2 separate regions of the Homo sapiens genome follow, and region 2 is linked to region 1. Evidence: read pairs that join two places in POLR2A ChIA-PET (ENCODE). Cell type or tissue: GM12878. All regions are shown on one strand. Each heading gives the region's core, and the rest is flanking DNA. Links, peaks and the distances in the headings are about the cores only.

What was found. ChIA-PET counts read pairs that join two places held together with the same protein. Peaks named below come from ENCODE experiments on the same cell type or tissue, not always from the same donor. Only the 100,000 strongest peaks of a DNase experiment are listed, where the experiment ranks them.
Region 2: POLR2A ChIA-PET joins it to region 1 with 6 read pairs; 6 of 35 experiments call an interaction of 5 or more read pairs at or near these places.

The regions. Positions count from the first base shown.
Region 1 is chr17:30,207,682-30,218,693 of GRCh38, forward strand. It overlaps SLC6A4 (solute carrier family 6 member 4), which reads right to left. Exons shown (of 15, transcript NM_001045.6): 5 at 10,437-10,656; 6 at 9,485-9,623; 7 at 8,401-8,535; 8 at 7,930-8,033; 9 at 5,059-5,186; 10 at 3,631-3,743; 11 at 2,834-2,965; 12 at 1,462-1,561; 13 at 51-151. Among named protein-coding and RNA genes, the nearest start is that of SLC6A4, 23 kb to the right of the region's middle. RefSeq lists an enhancer at 4,981-5,440. In GM12878, for the core only: a CTCF peak has its summit at 5,190; DNase peaks (open chromatin) are centred at 5,140, 5,630 and 5,910; H3K4me3 peaks cover 1,048 bases; H3K27ac peaks cover 1,824 bases.
Region 2 is chr17:30,120,429-30,130,638 of GRCh38, forward strand. All of the region lies in intron 2 of NSRP1 (nuclear speckle splicing regulatory protein 1), which reads left to right. Among named protein-coding and RNA genes, the nearest start is that of MIR3184, 8.4 kb to the left of the region's middle. In GM12878, for the core only: a CTCF peak has its summit at 5,019 (motif pointing right); a DNase peak (open chromatin) is centred at 5,053.

The sequences.
Region 1 (11,012 bases), core at 1,579-9,578:
GGGGGAAGTCTTTCGCCAGGGCAAGGAGGAGAAGGGAAATGGCAACTCACCAGGAGAAACAGAGGGCTGATGGCCACCCAGCAGATCCTCCAGAACCACCCCGGGCTGAAGCCGAGCATTTCCTTCACGTCCCTGCAGAACTGAGTGATGCCTGGAACCGCCCAAGGGGAAGAGAGGCAGAGACTAAGAAAGGACATGGGCTGTGCTGCTGTGCCCTGATTCTCTGGGAGAGTCAGAGTCACAGGATCAGCACTGGGAATGACAAGGGGAAATGACAAGCCGGAATTCCTACCCCGGACACACAGGGTAGCTCTGGAATTTCTCTCTAGGAGGAGTACAGCGACAACAATCTGGTCCGAAAGTGGGGCTGGGGGACTTGTCACAAAACTGCATTTTTATAGCAAGCAAGACTCTTTCTACATAGGGTGGGAGGACGGATGGGCATCTGGAAGGATGGATGGACATTTGGGAGGATGGATGGGCATCTGGGAAGAGACACACACCCCCTTCTTGGTGCCACACCGCCTTCCTGAGAGCTGAGTGTGTATCTGATTTCATTGTTATTATAAAACAGTTGAATTTTGTCCAGGAATGGTGAACCCGCCTGACAGACACTGACTTTGACCATGACACTGGAAACTTTCAAGGGAAATTTTTAACCACAATATTGCCCATTCATATGCCAGATCAAGATCAAGGTTCTTCTATAAAAAGTAACTGGTAAGGAAGTGAGAACTGAGAACTCCCAAAGAAGAGTGAGAAATTGAGAAGGGGAAGGTGCTCTGTGGTTGCTTCCCCGAGAGGTCCCAGCAGTTCCTAGGGCAGGTCTATGGAGATTCACACACTTGAACTTGGTCGTCTGAATTGCCAAGGAGGTGGGAAGATTTCTTCTTTAAAAAACAAAACAAAACAAAACAAAAGCAGCCCTGTGTGCAACCCAAAATGTGCCCCCTCCTTGATAATATGTGTAACAAATAACATGCAAAAGTGGTTTATTTTTGTTTGTTTTTGGGTTTTTTGTTTGTTTCGAGACAGACTCTCACTCTGTTGTCCAGACTGGAGTGCAGTGGCGCGATCTTGGCTCACTGCAACCTCTGCCTCCCAGATTCAAGCAATTCTCCTGCCTCAGCCTCCTGAGTAGCTGAGATTACAGGCTTGCGCCATCATGCCCGGCTAATTTTTTTTTTTTTTTGTATTTTTAGTAGAGATGGAGTTTCACCATGTTGGCCAGGCTGGTCTCGAACTCCTGATCTCAGGTGATCCACCTGTGTCAGCCTCCCAAAATGCTGGGATTACAGGCGTGAGCCACCGCGCCTGGCCGAGACTCTTTTACAGACCCATCATCGGGAGGTCACATCTTGTAAACTGCCCCTCACAGCCTTTTTTGGTGAAATCAGCCCTTTGCTACTGTGCTGGCTGATGGTGTAGAAGGGACCCAGCTGGCTGAAGGAAGCGTCTTACCATAGAACCAAGACACAGCGACTGCTTCGATCAGCGCGACAGTGAGCACTGCGGGCCCCGTGGCATACTCCTCCAGCAGCTTCACCACGTAGGCCCCTCCCTGGAGGGGAGAGCAGAGCCTGGGTGAGGGCCCTCCAAGGAGCCACCCCTCCCAACTACAGAGACCTGCAGGGGCTTCCTCACTTAGAATCATTCTGGAAAAATCCCACCTGGGACCGAACGTGAGTACCCCAGAAACTGCCTCTTAGGCCAGGTGCGGTGGCTCATGCCTGTCATCCCAGCACTTTGGGAGGCTGAGGCGGGCGTATCACCTGAGGTCAGGAGTTTGAGACCAGCCTGGCCAATATGGTGAAAATTAGCCAGGCGTGGTGGCACACGCCTTTAATCCCAGCTACTCAGGAGGCTGAGGCGGGAGAATTGCTTGAACGAGAGGCAGAGGTTGCAGTGAGCTGAGATAGCACCATTGCACTCCAGCCTGGGGGACAGAGCAAGACTCTGTCCAAAAAAAAAAAAAAAAGAAACTGTTTCTTGGACTGTTCTTGGACTGGCCTTTGCAGTGGCAGTGTGGGCAGGTTTTACCCACTCAGACGCCTCTTCCCATCCTATGTAGTTCATTCTTCTCATTTCTTCACCCCACTAAATTTTAAGAGACAAACTCCAAAGGGCCTTGGGATCTATTTTAAACTTTCTTCAACTTATTGAACACCTGCTGTGGACACGACCCTGGAGAATCCCTGCCTCTAAAGACTGAATCCAGAAGGGCCCAGGATACCAGACACATTAAGGGCCTTGGTCACAGTTTTGCCTTTCTGTCCTAAATCATGACTCACTGGGGTTCCACTCAGTCCCCTTGACCCCCACTCCAGGGCCATCGGGGTCACGGCTTAAAGATGCACATTTGCAAAATCTGCCTTAGAGTATTTACTTCAGCTACCAAAAAAAAAAAAAAAGGATCTCTAGAGAGGGTGTGACTTCTTTACCATTGCAAATTCTGGAGGAGACCAAGCGGCATTACACACATGACGTGAAGAACGTCAGGGCAGTATCCTCAAGAAAGCAGCTCTAAAGAGTGGAAATAGGCTGGAAAAGCAAATCCTAATTTTCTCCAGATAGTTTTTGAAGCCTGAAATCTAGTGGGATCTGCGGTAAAATGCTGACAGCCCCTGGATACTATGCACGGAATCTGCAAGTAGATGCACAAGAAACAACTTTTCTTCTCCTTGATGACAAACCTTTTAATGGGAGTAACAACCTCCCCTCCTTTGGTCCCAAAGCCAGGGCACTGTGTGAGATGGAAGGAGACGAACAGCTTCCTGTAGCGTTCTGCTGCCCTAGGGGAGGCCAACTCAAAGCTGAGGGGCATGATACTCACAAAAGTCAGGGTGACCAGGGATCCAAAGAAGCAGGTGATGACCACGGCGAGCACGAACCGCTCCCGGCGCTTGGCCCAGACGTGTGGGAACTCATCCAGCACAGCCGTGATCACCCCCTCCAAGCCTGCAAACTGAGAGGTACAGGCAAGCAGTCACGGTGGAGGCTTTGGGACAAGGCTGTGGCCTTCAGGACAGTGAACAGGAGGGAGGGGTAAGGTTGCTAAGTGACTGGTCAAGCTGATCATCACCAGTTCCCCGGCTCGCTGGACCATGTAAGCATCTCAAAGAGTATTTCCCTGTTTTACACTGTCATTTAAAGCCCATCACTAAGGAGAGCCAGGAAACAAAATAGCACACGTGGACAGAACTTCAATATATGAGGTCTCTCGGGGAGACTCCGTTTGCACCAGAAAGGCCAACTCAAAGCTGAGACTCACTCCACACTAATAATTCCAGGCCCTGAACTGAACCCTTGGCAAAGCAGAGACCCAGGAGAGACCTCGCCCCGGCCTGTAGGCGCCATAATTGGGCCAAGGGACAGTGCTTAATAACAGTTCACATATGTGAGCCTTGGGCCTCATAAGCGCCTGGCGCTTGACCCACTTTATCCCATTAATGACTCGAATGTACCAGAGGGTGGTAAATGCCGAGGAGTCAGCCGGGGGTCTGGAGCACCAGAAGGGAGTAGCCAAAGCTGCCTGGGATGGCCAGGGATGGGAGGGAATTGAGTCCAGCTGAGTCCTCCTCCTTTCCTCTTCATCCTCCCACAGCCCATTTCCCCTTCCCATTTCCTCACCGTGCTGTCCAAGCCCAGCGTGATTAACATCAGAAAGAAGATGATGGCAAAGAAAGTGGACGCTGGCATGTTGGCTATCGCTTCTGCATACGTGATGAAGAGGAGGCTGGGACCTGAGACAGAGGGGAGAGAGGAGGAGGTGGTTGACAAGACCTGTCCTACAAAGATGTCACAGAGGAAAACTCAGCCACAACAACAGTTACAATTCTCATCACAAGACCTTATGTGTGAATCAGGTTTTGACACACACCAAGTGCGTCCTCACACTCTACTCCGTCTGACGTGGCCACCCCAGTTCCTGGGAGGCAGGAAGGGTGGGGCTTCCATCTTGAAAACTGTGTGCCCTCCATTAACCCTGGGGGTGGGTAACAGATCCAAGACCCAGAGACTGGCAAAGCTGCACATGAGAATAAGAGTTTCCACCATATAACAATTCCATGGGATTTCTCAGGACCAGGATTGATATTTCTAAAGTCCATGACAGTTAGCCCCCTCTGATGTCTTCAGCTTCAGAACAGTAGGAAATGTTAAATTGATTTCCGTAGAGTCACAGAGGCTTTGGAATAAAGACCTCTTTCTATTTTAAAGTCCCTTTTGAAAGTGTGAGGGACATGTCTTCAGCCTCTCATGGGTTAGCTAGGGGTGCCCTCGTTTGGGGTATGGGGTTGGTCAAAGCACCGAATCAGGCCAAAGATACAAGCATGCTAACATGCTTGTAACAAGAAGGCCCTGGGACCTCGCCCACTAGATGCCATCATCTGTTTTTTCTCCCTCTGTTGCTCTTTTCTTTTTCCACAAAAACTTCACGGTAAAATAGAGTGGTCATATTGGCTAGATTTTCTTTTTCTGCAAGGGGCAGTTCTAAGGATAAATGATATTTGCTTACTAGACTTTGAGCCATCACAAGACCATCACAGGAAGCAAACCCACTGGTTTTAAAGCCATCATCAGAGTCATCATTTCAAGCCCATAGATTTTGGAGGCCCCAGAACTGGGTGCCAAGGGAGTTGCCCTGTCCCTGCATGGCCTGAACACATGGAAAGATCTCTAAGGCATCGAGCTTCTCTCAAATCTTTGAATAAAAAATGTTTTGGAAACAGGGTCTTATTCTGTCACCCAGGCTGAAGTACAGTGGTGTGATCATGGCTCACTGTAGCCTTGACCTCCCAGGCTCAAGCAATCTTCCCACCTCAGCCTCCTGAGTAGCTGGGACTATAGGTGTGCACTACCATGCCCAGCTCATTTATTTTTTTATAGAGGCAGGGTCTCACTATGTTGCCCAGGCTGGTCTTGAACTCCACCATGCCCAGCCTTCTTTGGAAAATTTCAGGAACATTTAGAAATAAATCAAAAGTTAGATCTTTACAAAGATTCAAAGCAAAGCAACTCAGTAGGAGCAAGGGACCTGCATAGAACCCGAGGTCCTACCTGCGTCTTTGGCCACCTCAGACACATCTTCATTCCTCATCTCAGCCATGTAACCGAGCACTGTGAAGATGACAAATCCCGAAACGAAGCTCGTCATGCAGTTCACCACGCTGGTCACCAGGGCATCTCTGGAGGGGAAAACCCAAGGGGCCGCCTGAGACAGTTCCAAGATCAGGGGTCTAAGGAGCATCTGTCCGTGTGCCTGCCCTGCCTTAGACAGGGCGGCCACAGCAAGGACAAGCAGGCTGAACTCAAGGAACCTCAAGCCTGTCCCGGAGTCCCTTCGCCTTCTCCCAGAACCCAGCTGCCGAGGCCTGAAGCTCTGACTGCCATGACCACCACACATGGTGGAGGGAGAAGAGCAGTCAGGGGTGCTTTAAAAGGCAATCCTGCTAGCACAGACCTCTCCATTTCAAACCAGCCTTGTTCTGGAGCAGGGCCCAGGTTGGAGTGGGGGCCAGGACAGGGCCTGAGCCTCACATTTGTGAGATCCTCAGATTTAGGCTTTATCTTCAAACTAAGTCACAGACTGCCAGCCAGAGAGATACCCTCATTTTTTTTTCTTTTTTTTTTTTTTTTTTGAGACAGAGCCTTGCTCTATTGCCCAGGCTGGAGTGCAGTGGCTTGATCTCAGCTCACTGTACCCTCTGCCTCCCGGGTTCAGGTGATTCTCCTGCTTCCGCCTCCCAAGTAGCTGGGATTACAGGCGCCCACGACCACGCCTGGCTAATTTTTGTATTTTTAGTAGAGATGGGGTTTCCCCATGTTGGCCAGGCTGGTCTCAAACTCCTGATCTCACACTTTTAAATGACAGCCTCATCATACAACTGCAGGGTGGTGTCCCAGTGCAAGGCCACATTGCTTAGGGTACATGTGAATCTCCCTCCCACCTTTAAAAAAATCAGTTTTACAATTATCTTATGCATAGCACAAAGAGATTGATGGATGCTGCCATCTGTGATCAATTAAAATTAAGTCTAAAGATGATGGGTGACATTTATTTATTTATTTATTTATTTATTTTTGAGATAGGGTCTCCCTCTGTTGCACAGGCTGAAGTGCAGTGGCATGAACACAGCTCACTGCAGCCTTAACCTCCCGGGCTCAAGCAATCCTCCTGCTTCAGCCTCCTGAAGAGCTGGGACCATAGGCATGCACCACCACACTCAGCTAATTTTTAAATTTTTTGTAGAGATGGGATCTCACCATGTTGCCCAGGCTGGACTCAAACTCTTAGGCTCAAGTGATCCTCCTGCCTCAGCCTCCCAAAGGGCTAAGATTACAGGTTTGAGCAACTGCACCTGGCCCAGTGGGTGATATTTAAAACCATAATTGGTGTAACATTTCCTGTTCTGTTAAAATTTCTGAAATAGGATTTTGTTGCAAAAATTATGGCATTTTGGCTGGGCACAGTGGCTCACGCCTGTAATCCCAGCACTTTGGGAGGCTGAGGCAGGTGGATCACCTGAGGTCGGGAGTTGGAGACCAGCCTGACCAACATGGAGAAACCCCATCTCTACTAAAAATACAAATTTAGCCAGTCGTGGTGGCGCATGCCTGTCATCCCAGCTACTCGGGAGGCTGAGGCAGGAGAATCGCTTGAACCCGGGAGGCAGAGGTTGTGGTGAGCTGAGATTGCGCCATTGCACTCCAGCCTGGACAACAAGAGCGAAACTCCGTCTCAAAAAAAAAAAAAAAAAAAGAAAAGAAAAGAAAAATTATGGTATTTTGTGTTAGTCAAAATAATGTGATCATCATACTTTTTGTTTATACATAATACAAATAATCACATTACAATTTTTATTGTTAAACACATTGACTAGTTAAACCTAACTACTTAATTGTATGTTGCAGCTTTTTGTAAACTTGCTTTGCAATTTCTCTTTCTTTCTTTCTTTTTTTTTTTTTTTTTTGATGGAATCTCACTCTGTCGCCCAGGCTGGAGTGCAGTGGCACAATCTCGGCTCACCGCAAACTCCACCTCCTGGGTTCACGCCATTCTCCTGTCTCAGCCTCCTGAGTAGCTGGGACTACAGGCGCCCGCCACCACGCCCGGCTAATTTGTTTGTATTTTTAGTAGAGATGGGGTTTCACCGTGTTAGCCAGGATGGTATCGATCTCCTGACCTCGTGATCCACCCGCCTCGGCCTCCCAAAGTGTTGAGATTACAGGTGGGAGCCACCGCACCCCGTCTCTCTCTTTCTTTCTTTCTTTCTTTCCTTCCTTCTTTCTTCTTTCTTTCTTTTTCTTTCCTTCCTTCCTTTCTTTCTTTCTTTCTTTCTTTTTTCTTTCTTTCTTTCTTTCTTTATTTCTCTCTCTCTCTTTCTCTCTCTCTCTTTCTTTCTTTCTGGAATCTTGCTCTGTCACTCAGGCTGGAGTGTAGTGGCAAGATCTCAGCTCACTGCAACTTCTCGTGCCTCAGCCTCCCAAGTGGCTGTGCTTACAGGTGTGCAACACCATGCCTGGCTAATCTTTGTATTTTTAGTACAGACAGGGTTTCGCCATGTTGGCCAGGTTAGCCTGGAACTCCTGACCTCAGGTGATCCACCTGCCTTGGCCTCCCAAAGTGCTGGGATTACAGGCGTGAGCCACCATGTCCAGCCTCTTATTATTTTTATATACAGGAGCGCTGACAAAACCGAAGGGCATGGGGCCCCTCTCAGCCTGAGTGGCCCAGGTGAAGCCACGGCCTGGATGAGTGCTCTGGCCATGGGTGAGCTGGTCAGGGGCCTGCAGCACCCCTGAGGGGCAGTGGTATCAAGGCCTAAGCCTGGCCAGATTCGAGGCCGTCGGTCCAATCACCTTCCTCCACACTAGCTGACTTTCACTCACGCCACTTTCAAGCTTTGCTTGGGGACCCCAGATACTCACTGGTAGCAGTTGTTGTTGAACTTGTTGTAGCTAGCAAAAGCCAGCAGGACCCCAAAGCCCGGACCAAGAGAGAAGAAGATCTGAGCGGCTGCATCTATCCACACCTGGAACACAGCAGGGGTAAGGGCATGGGGTGAGGGGGAGACACAGGCTTACCCTGGCACCAACAGGGTCGCCACTCCTGCCTCCATGTGGCTAAGTGCAGAGGCAGAAAAACAGCTTTTAAGGCTCATTCCAGGCATAGCCATAAACCAAGTGCCAACAAATGTGATTTCTCTTCCTATGATTCAGGCATAAACCCATCCAGTGGCCTCAACTGTACTTTAATGCTTGTATTTCTTGGTTAAAGTATCATTGCAGACTTGCACACTGAAGCCACATTTCAGTTGTCCCTACTGTCCTATTTGGAGGAGGACCAGCTTCGTTTAGTAAAATGACAGACAGGTACACATATTTCCCTCATCATCTTACCCCTGTCTCCAGGAGTTTCTGCCAATTGGGTTTCAAGTAGAAGAGAACACCCCTCCAGGCTCCAGGGAGGGTGGCACCCCTCACCAGCAGGACAGAAAGGATGATATAAGGGAAGGTGGCTGTCACCCACACCACCTGTAAGGAAGAAGGGTTATCACCATGCTGTTCCAGGGAGGGGAGGGGAGGGGAGGGGAGAAGGAGAAGGGAGCGGGGGAGGGGAGGGGAGGGGAGGGAGGTGGGTGAATGGATGTCAGTGTCTTTTATTCTTGAAGACCTTGAGAAAGGAGGGCGAGGTGGTGTGGCAGAAAGATCACAACCCTTGGAGTCACACAGGGATCGGATTCAGGTTGGCCAGGAGAACTACCTCTGAGCCCACTATGCATCTGTAAGGTTGAGGGAGTATCTAGCAGGAAACAATAGCACTGGCCAGTGTATAAAAAGCACTGAACATGGTCCATGATGGGTTTCCAGTAAGTCATTGCCACGATTATTAATTGTGGTACTACCAGTGGGTTGAAGGAATCTTGAAAAAAAAAAATCATGTAATGGTTCTTGGCATTGGCCCATTTCTAGAAAATATTCTTTTTTCTTTTCCTTTTTTTTTTTAGTGAGACAGAATTTCACTCTGCTGCCCAGGAGTGTAATGGCATGATCTTGGCTCACAGAAATCTCCACCTCCCAGGTTCAAGTGATTCTCTTGCCTCAGCCTCCCGAGTAGCTGGGATTACAGGCACCTGCCACCACACCTGGCTATTGTTTTTTTTTGTTTGTTTGTTTGTTTGTTTGTTTGTTTGTTTAAGTAGAGATGAGGTTTCGATGTGTTGGCCAGGCTGGTCTTGAACTCCTGGCCTCAAATGATCCACCCACCTCAGCCTCCCAAAGTGCTGGGATTAGAGACGTGAGCCACCATGCCCAACCCACTTCTAGAATTTTCTAACAAATGCGGTGAAGAGAGAGAGGGTGCATCATGGAATGTGTTTGGTGTGGAAGGAAACAGTGCTGTCTGTCCAGGCTACTGGGTTTTGAGTTTGAGAGCCTGTGGGCCCCTGGGCAGGCCTGGGTCAGCAGCCAGAGCCTTCCTCACCTTGCCAGAGGTCTTGACGCCTTTCCAGATGCTGAAGTAGATAACAGTGAAGATCAGCATGATGCAGAGGGCCAGCTGCCAGCTGATGCCCCCCAGGTCCTGGAGCCCCTTAGACCGGTGGATCTGCAGGACGTGGCGCCTGGGGTGAAGGAGAAAGAAAGGCCCCTGAGAGGCTCTGTAGAGTGACCTGGGCACACATCTGTGCTGCTCCTTTGAGGGTGCCCGGGACAAATGGACACGGTGCTGCTAGGACCAAGTGGTCACTGAGGCCCAGGAAGAGCTGGGATTGGCCCTGCCTGTCCTGAAGGACCACAAAGCACATTTGGCCAACACCCTGGGAAGAGTGTTCAACCTAAAGGCAGACTTCCTGGATTCTCCTTTGCTGGATGGGACCTGAACTCCTTTGACCAATGTGACTGGCTTTTGGGAACATGAGGGATGTGTAAGTGTGGGGAGTTGGCTCCCTTCCCTACCCCAAAGTAGCTCTCTCTTTGGGCTGCCATTGCCTGAAATTCCAGCATTAAAGAAAACTACCTTCCTCAAGCATCTTCTTCCAAAGGGTAGATCCCACTTACGAAGTTGACACATTAAACCATTTGAATAGTTTTGAACTATCAAAGTACTAGGATGCTTCGCCTCCATGACATTTGGCTGAGAGGAGGACCCCGGAAGAAGGGGAGTAATTTTGGAATGTGAAGGGAGGGACGGGCTTGGGCGCATTGGAGCAAACTGACTTGGCGCATGAGAAAGTGCAAGGAGGCACAGCAGGGCCAGGCCGTGGAGCACTTGAGGTAGAGTTTCCCAGCTCCAAATTCTGCTACTCCCACCCCTGATAGCTTCATCTCTCAGAAAGGGGTGAGGAGCCCTTGGCCCTGGCCTTCTTTTTAAGAAGCCAAACCCCAGGGGTGTGGCCTGCCCCTAACAGGCCAACCCCTCACTTACGTGCACTTACGTGTAAAATTCTTCAGCAGGGGACGTGGAATGGAGGGTCCAGGTGATGTTGTCCTCGGAGAAGTAATTGGTGCAGTTGCCAGTGTTCCAGGAGTTCTTGCAGCTGGTCCAGGGCAGCTGGTCCGTGAAGGAGGAGATGAGGTAGTATAGCGCCCAGGCCATGATGGTGTTGTAGTAGGAAGCAATGTAAAAGGCAATGATGCAGATGGCATAACCAATCCCTGGGCAGTGGGTGAGATGGAGAGACAGAGGCCGAGTTTAAGGGTGGCCCAACGGCAAAAGGCTGAAACGGGGCACTGGAGAGCCCCGCAGCCCAGCAGAGGGGTACACGTGGGTGCTGCCCTCCATTCCATTCCAAGGACTCCAGGCCACCGTGGGAAAAGTGGCCCTGCCGTTAGTCACTCATATGTATTTGCAAGGTAACATGTTTTAGAAAATGTGTACATGTCCTGTTAATGCTTTAAAATGTTTACATTAGTTTACTTCTCATTGCCGTTTATTCTGTTTCTCTTTGACAATTTCACACCACTTACGCAGTCAAAACCTTAATTACTCAAGCAGTCTCCCAGGGATGCCT
Region 2 (10,210 bases), core at 728-8,727, 88 kb before region 1:
TTATGTCGTTGCATTAGTAGATATTTAATACCTACAATAGGTTAAGAGTTGATCAGTTTTGCATCTATATAGCCTATATACTTTTTATTATGTGGTACGCTTTAACAGTTTTTTTTGGGACCTTATATAGTGTTGCTTTCAACCAGTGTCTAGTCTAGTGGGGAAGACAGACATGTGAACATGAATATAAAGCAAACTGAAATATGAAAAGGAAACTAATATACTGAGGATTCCTGTGTGCTCATTATACTTTATTTGATCTTCAGGATCACTCTGATGTATTATTATTCCCATTTTACAGGTCAGAAAATTGAAGCTCAGGTTAAGTAATTTGTTCAAGGCCATGTGGCTGATAAATAAGTGTCAAGATTGGGATTTGAACACAGGCCTATCTGACCTTCAAACCTATACTATTCTTCTGTCTTGCCTTGTTTTAACAGTAGCGTTACAGAATGTGAATGAAATGTAGAGAATGAAATGATTCACTTTGTTGCAGGAAAATCAAGGCAGGAATAAGCATTTAAATAACATTCAAGGCTGGTTTAGATTTAAATAGGCAAAAATAGAGGTGAAATAATTTCATTTGGGAGAGAACAGCAAGAAATACAGAATGGCATACAAGTACAAGGCATTTTTGTGGAATAATGTGGCTGGAGAAGAGGGTATATAGGAAAAAATGTTGCAGATACGGTTGTAACAGGATTGGGCCAGATTGTGGAGTACCTTAAATTTTTCGTATAAAATTTCAACTTTATATTTTCAAGTAGTTTTTGAGTAATTCGGTGATATCATCACACTTTTGGGAAGATAACTCTTGAATTGTAAAACAAAGAAAGGGAGAAATGAGAGATGAGTTTAAAAATGCTTGTTAGAAGGCTTTTTTAGTAGTTCAGGTGAGAGATCTCAACCTAGGTTGAGGTCATTGGGAATTAATGGGGAAAAATGTGAGCGATACCACAGAAATAAGTAGGACCTGGCAGCCACATTGAATATATGGGAAAGAGATGGAGTCCTGATGCAAGATCTTTTTTTTTTTTTTTTGGTCATCATTTTCCCTCATTAAAAAAATATATAATTCACACACTGTATACTTTACCCTTTTAAAGTGTACAATTCACTGTGTGTGTGCGTGTGTGTGTGTGTTTTTTTTTTTTTTTGAGACGGAGTCTCTGTCACTCAGGCTGGAGTGCGGTGGCGTGATCTCGGCTCACTGCAACTGCAACCTCCACCTCCCGGGTTCAAGCAATTCTCCTGCCTCAGCCTCCTGAGTAGCTGGGATTACAGGCACCTGCCACCATACCCAGCTAATTTTTGTATTTTTAGTAGAGACGGAGTTTCACCATGTTGATCAGGCTGGTCTCGAACCCCTGACCTTGTGATCCACCTCGCCCGGCCTCCCAAAGTGCTGGGATTACAGGCGTGAGCCGCCGCGCCCGGCCAATTCACTGGTTTTTAAGAGTTGTGCCGGCATCACCACTGTTTAGAACATTTTCCTCACCCAGAAAGAAACTGTGTACCCATTACCATCACTCCCCATTCTCCCCACCCCTAAACCCTGGCAACCACTAATTTACTTTCTGTTTCTATGGGTTTCCCTATTCTGCACATTTCATATAAATAGAATCATGCAATAGGCTTTCTTTTGTGTCTGACTTCTTTCACTTAGCATGATGTTCTCAAGATTGTAACGTGTCAGTACTCTTTATTTCTTTTTTTATTACTGAATAATATTCCATTGTATGAATGTACCATATTTTATCTATCAGTGGTAGGCATTTGGGTTTTTCCCAATTTCTGGCAATAATGCTGCTATAAATACTTGTGTATAGGTTTTTTGTGTGGATATGTTTTCATTTCCATTGGATATTCTATTGGATATGTACCTAGGATGGAAATTTCTGGTTCATATGATAACTCTGGTTTCATATATATATATATATATATATATATATATATATTTTTTTTTTTTTTTTTTTTTTTTTTTTTTTTTTTTTTGAGACGGAGTTTTACTCTTCACCCAGGCTGGAGTGCAGTGGCGTGATCTCGGCTTATTGCAATCTCTGCCTCCCTGTTTCAAGCAATTCTCCCGCCTCAGCCTCCTGAGTAGCTGGGATTACAGGCGTGTGCCACCATGCCTGGCTAATTTTGTACTTTTAGTAGAGACAGGTTTTCACCATGGTGGCCAGCCTGTTCTTGAACTCCTGACCTCAGGTGATCTGCCTGCCTCGGCCTCCCAAAGTGCTGGGATTACAGGTGTGAGCCACCACACCTGGCCTGGTTTTATTTTTTGAGGAACTGCCAGACTTTTTCAAAATGGCTGCACCATTTTGCATTCCTGTCAGCAGTGTATGAGGGTTTTGACACTTCCACATCCTGTCTAACATTTCTTTTTTATTGTAGCCATATAGAAGGTGTACAGTGGTATCTCATTGTGGCTTTGATTTGCACTTCCCTGGTGGCCAATAATGTTGGACACTTTTTTGTTTTTGGAGAAATGTATATTCATGTCATTTACCTTTTTTTAAAAAAAATTTAAAATTGAGATGGGGTCTCACTATATTGGCCAGGTTGGTCTTGAACACCTGGCCTCAAGCAATCCTCCTGCCTCAGCTTCCCAAAGTGCTGGGACTACAGGTGCAAGCCACTGTTCCCAGCCACATTTATCTCTTTTTATTTTATTTTATTTTTTGAGACAGAGTCTCGCTCTGTAGCCCAGGCTGGAGTGCAGTGGCACGAACTTGGCTCACTACAACCTCCACCTCCTGGGTTCAACCAGTTTCCCTGCTTCAGCCTCCCGAGTAGCTAGGACTACAGGTGCAGCTGGGATTACAGGCATGTGCCACTACGCCCAGCTAATTTTTGTATTTTTAGTAGAGACGGGGTTTCACTATGTTGGCCAGGCTGGTCTCGAACTCCTGACCTTGTGATCTGCCTGCCTCAGCCTTCCAAAGTGCTGGGATTACAGGCATGAGCCACCGTGCCCGGCTTTACCTCTTTTTAAATTGGGTTGTCATTTTATTATGGATTGTAAGAGTTCCTTTAGTATCTTATTAGATATATGGTTTGTAAGTATATTCTCCTGTTCTGTGGGTTGTCTGTTCACTTTTCTTGAAAATATCCTTCGAAGCACAAAAGTTGTTTTGAGGAAATACATTTTTTGCTGCTGTTGCTGGTGCTTTAGTGTCCTACCTAAGAAACCATTGCCTAATCCGAGGTCACAAAGATTTCCACTATGTTTTCTTCTAAGAATTTTGTTGTTTTAGTCCTTGAGTTTAGGTCTTTCATACATTTTGAAATTTTTTTTTTTTAATAATAAGAGAGAGGGGGTTCAACTTCATTCATTTGCATATGGATATCCAGTTGTCCCAGCACCTTTTGTTGAAGACTGTTTACCATTAAATCGTCCATCGTCTATTTACCATTAAATTTTCTAGCACCCTTGTGGTTTAATATACAAATAATTATAAAAATCACTTACTATGGATACAACAGAAGGATTGGACATGCTTATCTTGCATTTCACATTAAAGCACCCTGGTATACTGTGTAACACAAAGCATCATGGCCAGGCATGATAACTCATGCCTGTACCCTCATGCACTTTCGGAGGCTGAGGTGGGAGAATCGCTTGAGGCTAGGAGTTCAAGTCCAGCCTGGGCAACAGCGAGACCCCGTCTCTATAAAAAAAAAAAAAGTGTGGTGGCACGCACTGGTAATGTTAGGTACTTGGAAGGCTCAGGTGGGGAGAATTGCTTGAGCCCAGGTTTGAGGTTGCAGTGAGCTAGGATTGTGCTACTGCACTCCAGCCTGGGCAACAGAGGGAGATCCTGTCTCTAAAATAAAAAGAAAAAGCGATATGAAATGACCACAACATACCACAGTTTGAGAAGGATGGGTTTACACAAGTAATCTAGAGAGTTTTTTGATGTTACTGCTGTTTCTTTTCCATTGTGAAATGAGGCTGGTGTTAGCTAGCCAGTGGGTACACTAGAGTCAGCAAAGATAGGCCTGGGCCATTTTGTGCTAGCTTTCTCCTTCCCTCCTGCTCTTCCTCTTTTCCTCCTTCCTGTAGTGGGACTTTAATACAGAGAATTGTTAACATAGGTGATGGAAGACTTGAGATGCCAAAAAGGGCATGATGAGGCAGTCGAGAGATTAGCAGCAGTAAGAAGCAAGTAGTGATATATAGAGGGATACAAGTAGGAGATGGTTCTTGGAGGCTGGGGACCAGAGTTACCTGGTGGGAACTGGGCTTGTCCAGAAGGAGCAGAAACATTTGGGAGATTCAGTCTTAGAGAGAAAGGTTCTCCTACCTTCCGGTCAAAGCCAATGGACAAGGGAGCTGCAGCTTATTTCTTAGTGAACGGAATATAAAACCATTCCTTAGAATAATTTCCTTACCTATAAAAAAATCAGTCTGGTTAATTCCAGCTTGTCTTTTTACTGAGAAGTAAATTTATTGAGTATATTTAAATATTTGTGAGATTTGGCCAGTCATGGTGGCTCAGGCCTATAATCCCAGCACTTTGGGAGGCTGAGGTGGGCAGATCACTTGAGGTCAGTAGTTCAAGACCAGCCTGGCCAATATGGTGAAACACCATCTCTACTAAAAATACAAAAATTAGCTGGACATGGTGGTGGGCACCTGTAATCCCAGCTACTCAGGCTGAGGCAGGAAAATCACTTGAACCCTGGAGGCAGAGGTTGAGTGAGCTGATATCAAGCCACTGCACTCCAGCCTGGGTGACAGAACGAGACTCCGTCTCAAAAAAAAAGATTAAAAAAAAATTTGTGTGATTTGACTATATATTAAAATCTCTTTCATAATTAGTCAACAATTTAAGCAACAATTAAATTATTAGTGCTGTGGAAAATATAGAAGAAAGATAATTTCTTATTCCCCTCCTGAGGAAAGCATTTGATACACCTGGAAAGGAGCTGCTATGAAGCCAATTTATCTGTTCTTTTTATCAATTCAGCAGCATTTAAGATCAGATTTTTTCTCTAGTGGTCCAGCAGAGGGAGCCCTAGCACATGAATTGTTTTCATTTTGTGCTTGCATCCAGGGTTAGTTTAGTGGGAAAGTGGTAGTCTATCCCTTTTAATTATAATTTAAGCAGTTCCTCCTTTCTTTTTTGAGACAGAGTCTAGCTCTGTCATCCAGGCTGGAGTGCAGTGGCGGCATCTCGGGTCACTGCAGCCTCCACCTCCCAAGTTAAAGCAGTTCTTGTGCCTCAGCCTCCCAAGTAGCTGGGATCACAGGCGTTCGCCACCAGGCCCAGCTAATTTTTGTATTTTTTGTAGAGATGGGGTTTTGCCATGTTGGCCAGGCTGGTCTTGAACTCCTGGCCTCAAGGGATCTGCCTGCCTCAGCCTCCCAAAGTGCTGTGATTGCAGGCGTGAGCCACCATGCGTGGCCTAGTAGATCCTCTTTTTCAAATTGTCAGAATAAGTTAGAAATAATTATCATTTTGTTCAAGGTGGGAGAGATGGTTGGGGGGGTGGTGAAAGTTTTTACACCATATGAGTAAGAAAGCATATTCTGATGCTGCTATCAATTCATAAGTGAGTGGTTTTGCTGTCATAATTTTCCGGTCTCACTGTCACCATGTTCATTCTTTTCTGTTGGATTATTTTAATTGTTTCATAACTAGTTTCCTTATTATCTGTCTTCTCAAATTATTTATGATATTGTCAGATTGATCTTCCTAAAGCACAGTTATAATCACTGATCCTCAGTCCTGAACGTAATTATATTTAAAATCTAAAGTGCTAATCTTGACTTTGAAAACCTTCTCTATGCTTTGCCCCTAGAATGCTTACTAGCATTTTCTCCTAACTGTTCCTCCATAAAAAGTACACTGTCGTGCTTGCAGTTTTTCACAGCTCTGCTTTTCTTTACACTGGAAGTCTTCTCCCCATTTTTTTAATGTCCAAATTATAGCCATCCTTCAAAACCCAGCGCAAAAGCTACTTCTTTCAAGATACCTTCTTTGATTTTCCTCACTGGAAAGAATCTCTTCCTTTTTCTTACACTCTTTACCTTTCTTATTGCACTTAGCTTTTAAAAGCTTGCATTATAAGTTGTTTACATACATGTCTTGTCACTGTACTAGATAAAGTATGAGCTCTATGAGTTAGGATCTGGCCATCTAGCCTAGCTTCGTATTTATTTTTTGAAACAGAGTCTTGTTCTATTGCCCAGGCTGGAGTGCAGTGGTGCGATTTTGGGTCACTGCAACCTCCGCTTCCCAGCCTGAGCAATCTTTTAGCCTCCGCCTCCTGAGTAGCTGGGACCACCGGTGCGAGACACCACTCTCGGCTCATTTTTGTATTTTTTTGTAGAGACAGGGTTTCGCCATGTTGCCCAGGCGGGTCTCAAGCTCTTGAGCTCAAAGTAAAACGCCCACCTTGGCCTCCCAAAGTGCTAGGATTACAAGTGTGAGCCACCATGCCTGGCCTAGGCTAGCTTCTAAAAATTAGTAAGATTATTTATTCAGGTGTTTTAGCTGTCTGTATTGTAAAGATCCAGATAGTAAATGTTTTAGGCCTTGCAGGGCAACTGTACAACTTCATTCTCAGTGTGAAAGCAGCCATTAGGCAATATGTAAATTATGAGCATGAGTAATAAATGTGTTTTAATAAAATTTTATTTACAAAAATGGAGATGGGCTGTATTTGACCCATAGCCTACAACTTGCTGACCACTGGTCTGTATGATTGTTCTCAAAAGTATTTTTGATAACAGATATTTAATGAGTGTTAAGTGACCAAGATGGTTAGATGTTGCATGACAGATTAAACCTAGAACTGTTTTTTAGATGTTTATCTATGATAAATGCCTGCCCATTTTGCAGAGCATAATGAATTTTCCTTTTAATGTCGGCAATTGAAATGTTTATTTCTAAACAATGGTATACTTGTGAAATCTAGTTTTGTAACATAATTTATATGCCATTAAGAGATACGATGTATAGAATCTGAAAATTGTTGCACTTTTTTTGGAGACAAGGTTTTGCTCTGCTGCCCAGGCTGGAGTGCAGTGGTATGATCACGGCTCACTGCAACCTCTACCTTCTGGGCTCAAGTGATCCTCTCACTTAAACACTCCAGTAGCTGGCACCACAGGGATGTGCCACCACATCTGGCTAATTTGTTTATTTTTTGTAGAGACAGGGTCTCCCTCTGTTTCCCAGGCTGGTCTCAGACTCCTGGCCTCTAGTGATCCTTGTGCCTCAGCCTCCCAAAGTGTCGGGATTATAGGTGTGAACTACTGTAACTGGCCTAGTTGTTGCTTTTGGATAAAGAGACAAAACTTTTTAACCACTTTAAAAGAGAGTATTAAGTTTAGATAGCTAAAATTTATTAACTTAGTTTTACATTTTATTTAATTTACATTACTTATTATTTTTTTTCATTTTTTGAGACAGGATCTTGCTCTTTCACCCAGGATGGAGTGCAATTTGTGCAGTCACAACTCATGGCAGCCTCAACCTCCCAGGCCGAAGCACGCCTCTCACCTCAGCCTCCCAAGTAGCTGGGACCACAGGCACACACCACCATGCCTGGCTAATTTTTTAATTTATTTTTTGTAGAGACAGAGTCTCACTGCGTTGCCTAGGCTGCTCTTGAACTCCTGGGCTCAAGTGATCCACCTGCTTTGGCCTCCCAAAGTGTTGGGCTTATAGGTGTGAGCCACTGCACCTGGCTGTGAACTTAGTATGTGTATATATGTATATGTAGTTATATATATATATAAAATTATATATATAAAATTACTCAGAAGCCATAGTATATTCCTTTTATAGGTTAAGCATTTATAGAAATTATAAGGGAAACATTAAAACCCTAGCAGAAAAAAAAGAGGAAAACACATTTAGAGACAAATATAGAAAAAATAGAAATATCTAATGAACATTAAAAATACTCAATTTTACTATAAGAAATGTAAACTTAGGACAATAGTGAGCTACCATTTTTTGCCATCATATTAGCCAAATACTTTTTAAAAATGAAATGGCAAGATCTTTGTGAAATTGCACTCGAATTTTTGTTATAAATTAATGCACATTTTTGGAAGCAGATGGACCTTTTCTGGAAAGCAATTCCAAAAATTAGTATAAATCTTTTAAAAGTTGACTATTGTTTACCCAATATTATCAGTCAGGAGACAGAAACCTTGCCAATATTTTCTTTTCTAAAATTTTGTCTTGGAATTGTCAGAAATTGATATAATATATTTTTAGGTATTCAAAAGCATTTATCTTGGGTCTCTTTATGATCGTAAAAATTTAAGACCAGTCCAGCTTTCAACAGTGAAAGCATGAGTAAGTAAAGTGTGTGCAATACTACGGCTATCACATTCATCATGAAATAACATTTAGTGAAAAAATATATACAAATTTGTTATAGATAAAAGGAAAAAAGACAATAAAGCATTTCATATTAATGGTAGTTATCTTTGTATGGCAGACAATGAGTGGTTTTTTTGTTTTTTTTTTTTTAATTTGTAGAGATGGGGGTCTCGCTATATTGCCCAGGCTCATTTTGAACTCCAGGCCTCAAGTGATCCTCCTGCTTTGGTGTCCCCAAGTGCTGGGATTACAGGTGTGAGCCACCACGCCTGGCATGATTTTTTTTTTTATACTTTTCTGTATTTTCAACTATTTTTTAAGAAAAATTATGGTGAATTTTAAGGATTTCCCATAGTGTATTTAGTTTCCAAATCATATTAAAATGTAAAAAGATATAACACATTTTATCTGATAGAAGACTAGGAGAGAAAATATTGGGACATTTTAAAAGCATGAGGTAGATGAAATAAGGATACAAAATTGAATACTTAGGGTTGTACAATGCTATAGGTGCACAGATAAGTAAAAAATAATAAATGAAAATGATTACTTTTTAGCATGGTAGTGTGAGTTTTTTTTCAAAATCATATTATTATTTTGTTATAATTTTGACGAATACAAGGAAGTGAGTGCTTAAAAAAAAAAAGATAACCATAATTGTGTATTCCCAAAGTAAGAAGCATTAGCAAGTTACAGGATTACATAAGTGTATACACTTCCATTCCTTTCACTATTTCTTGATATTTCTCCTCTTTAATCTTTTTAAAAATTTTCTTGAAAAAGTAAGTTGAAGGTTTGGTTTTCCTAATGAAAAATTAATCTTATTTTAGCTGGAAGCCTGTTTGGCTTACTATTGGTAAGAAAAAGTTAAAATTTTAATCTGTCTGAACATTATAGTACATCCAAATCAATAAAATGTTTTAGTTGTGGTTTTTCATCAGTTTTAATCAGATAATGCCTTACTTCTGTAGATATAGTCTAGTATAGTTCAAATAAAAAGACAGTTGTACATAGATAAGACAAAGCATATTGTGAAAATGTTGGGAAATTTAGGTTATTTTAATGATGGCTGAGAATTTGTGAACTTTTCTCATATGCTATTAAACTGAATTACTAGTAAATTTATGGTACCGAGTATATCAAACAGTGAGGGATTTAAAGTAATTTTGCAATTTGCTAAAATTTCATCCTTAACATACTGGCTAAGAGTGAAAAAGCAAGAAGAGAGAAAAGGAAAAGGATGGAACTAAGACAATTCTATTAGAAGTGGGGAGATGGCAAGAAAATTCTGTCCTCCTTATTTTTCTTTTTCTTTTTTAAAATATTTCATTTTGAGACAGGGACTCACTGTTGTCCAGGCTAGAGTGCAGTGGCTCTGTCACAGCTCACTGTAGCCTCAACCTCCTGGGCTCAAGCAATTCTCCCACCTCAGCCTCCCAAGTAGCTGAGACTACAGTCATGCACTACCATGCCTGCCTAATTTTTTTTTATTTTTTTGTTGAGACAGAGTCTCACTATGTTGCCCAGGCTGTTCTGGAGCCCCTGGCTTCAAATGATCCTCCTGCCTCAGCCTCTCAAAGTACTGGGATTAGAAGTGTGAGCCACTATGCCCAGCGTCCACTAGTCTTTTTAACCATTGTTTTCCATTTCTGAGGTCTTTGACTTAATTTCATAGTTTTTCAACATGTGCTCATTGGGGCATTATTTCTTAAGTTTTTGATTGTTAAATAATGCTTGCCCATTGCTTTTGTCACTTAAATATCTACTTGATTGGGTGTAATATTTCTACAATAACAATTTATTTCAAAATCTTACAGACATTAGTGATTTTTTCTGGTACTTAATGTTCTTATGAG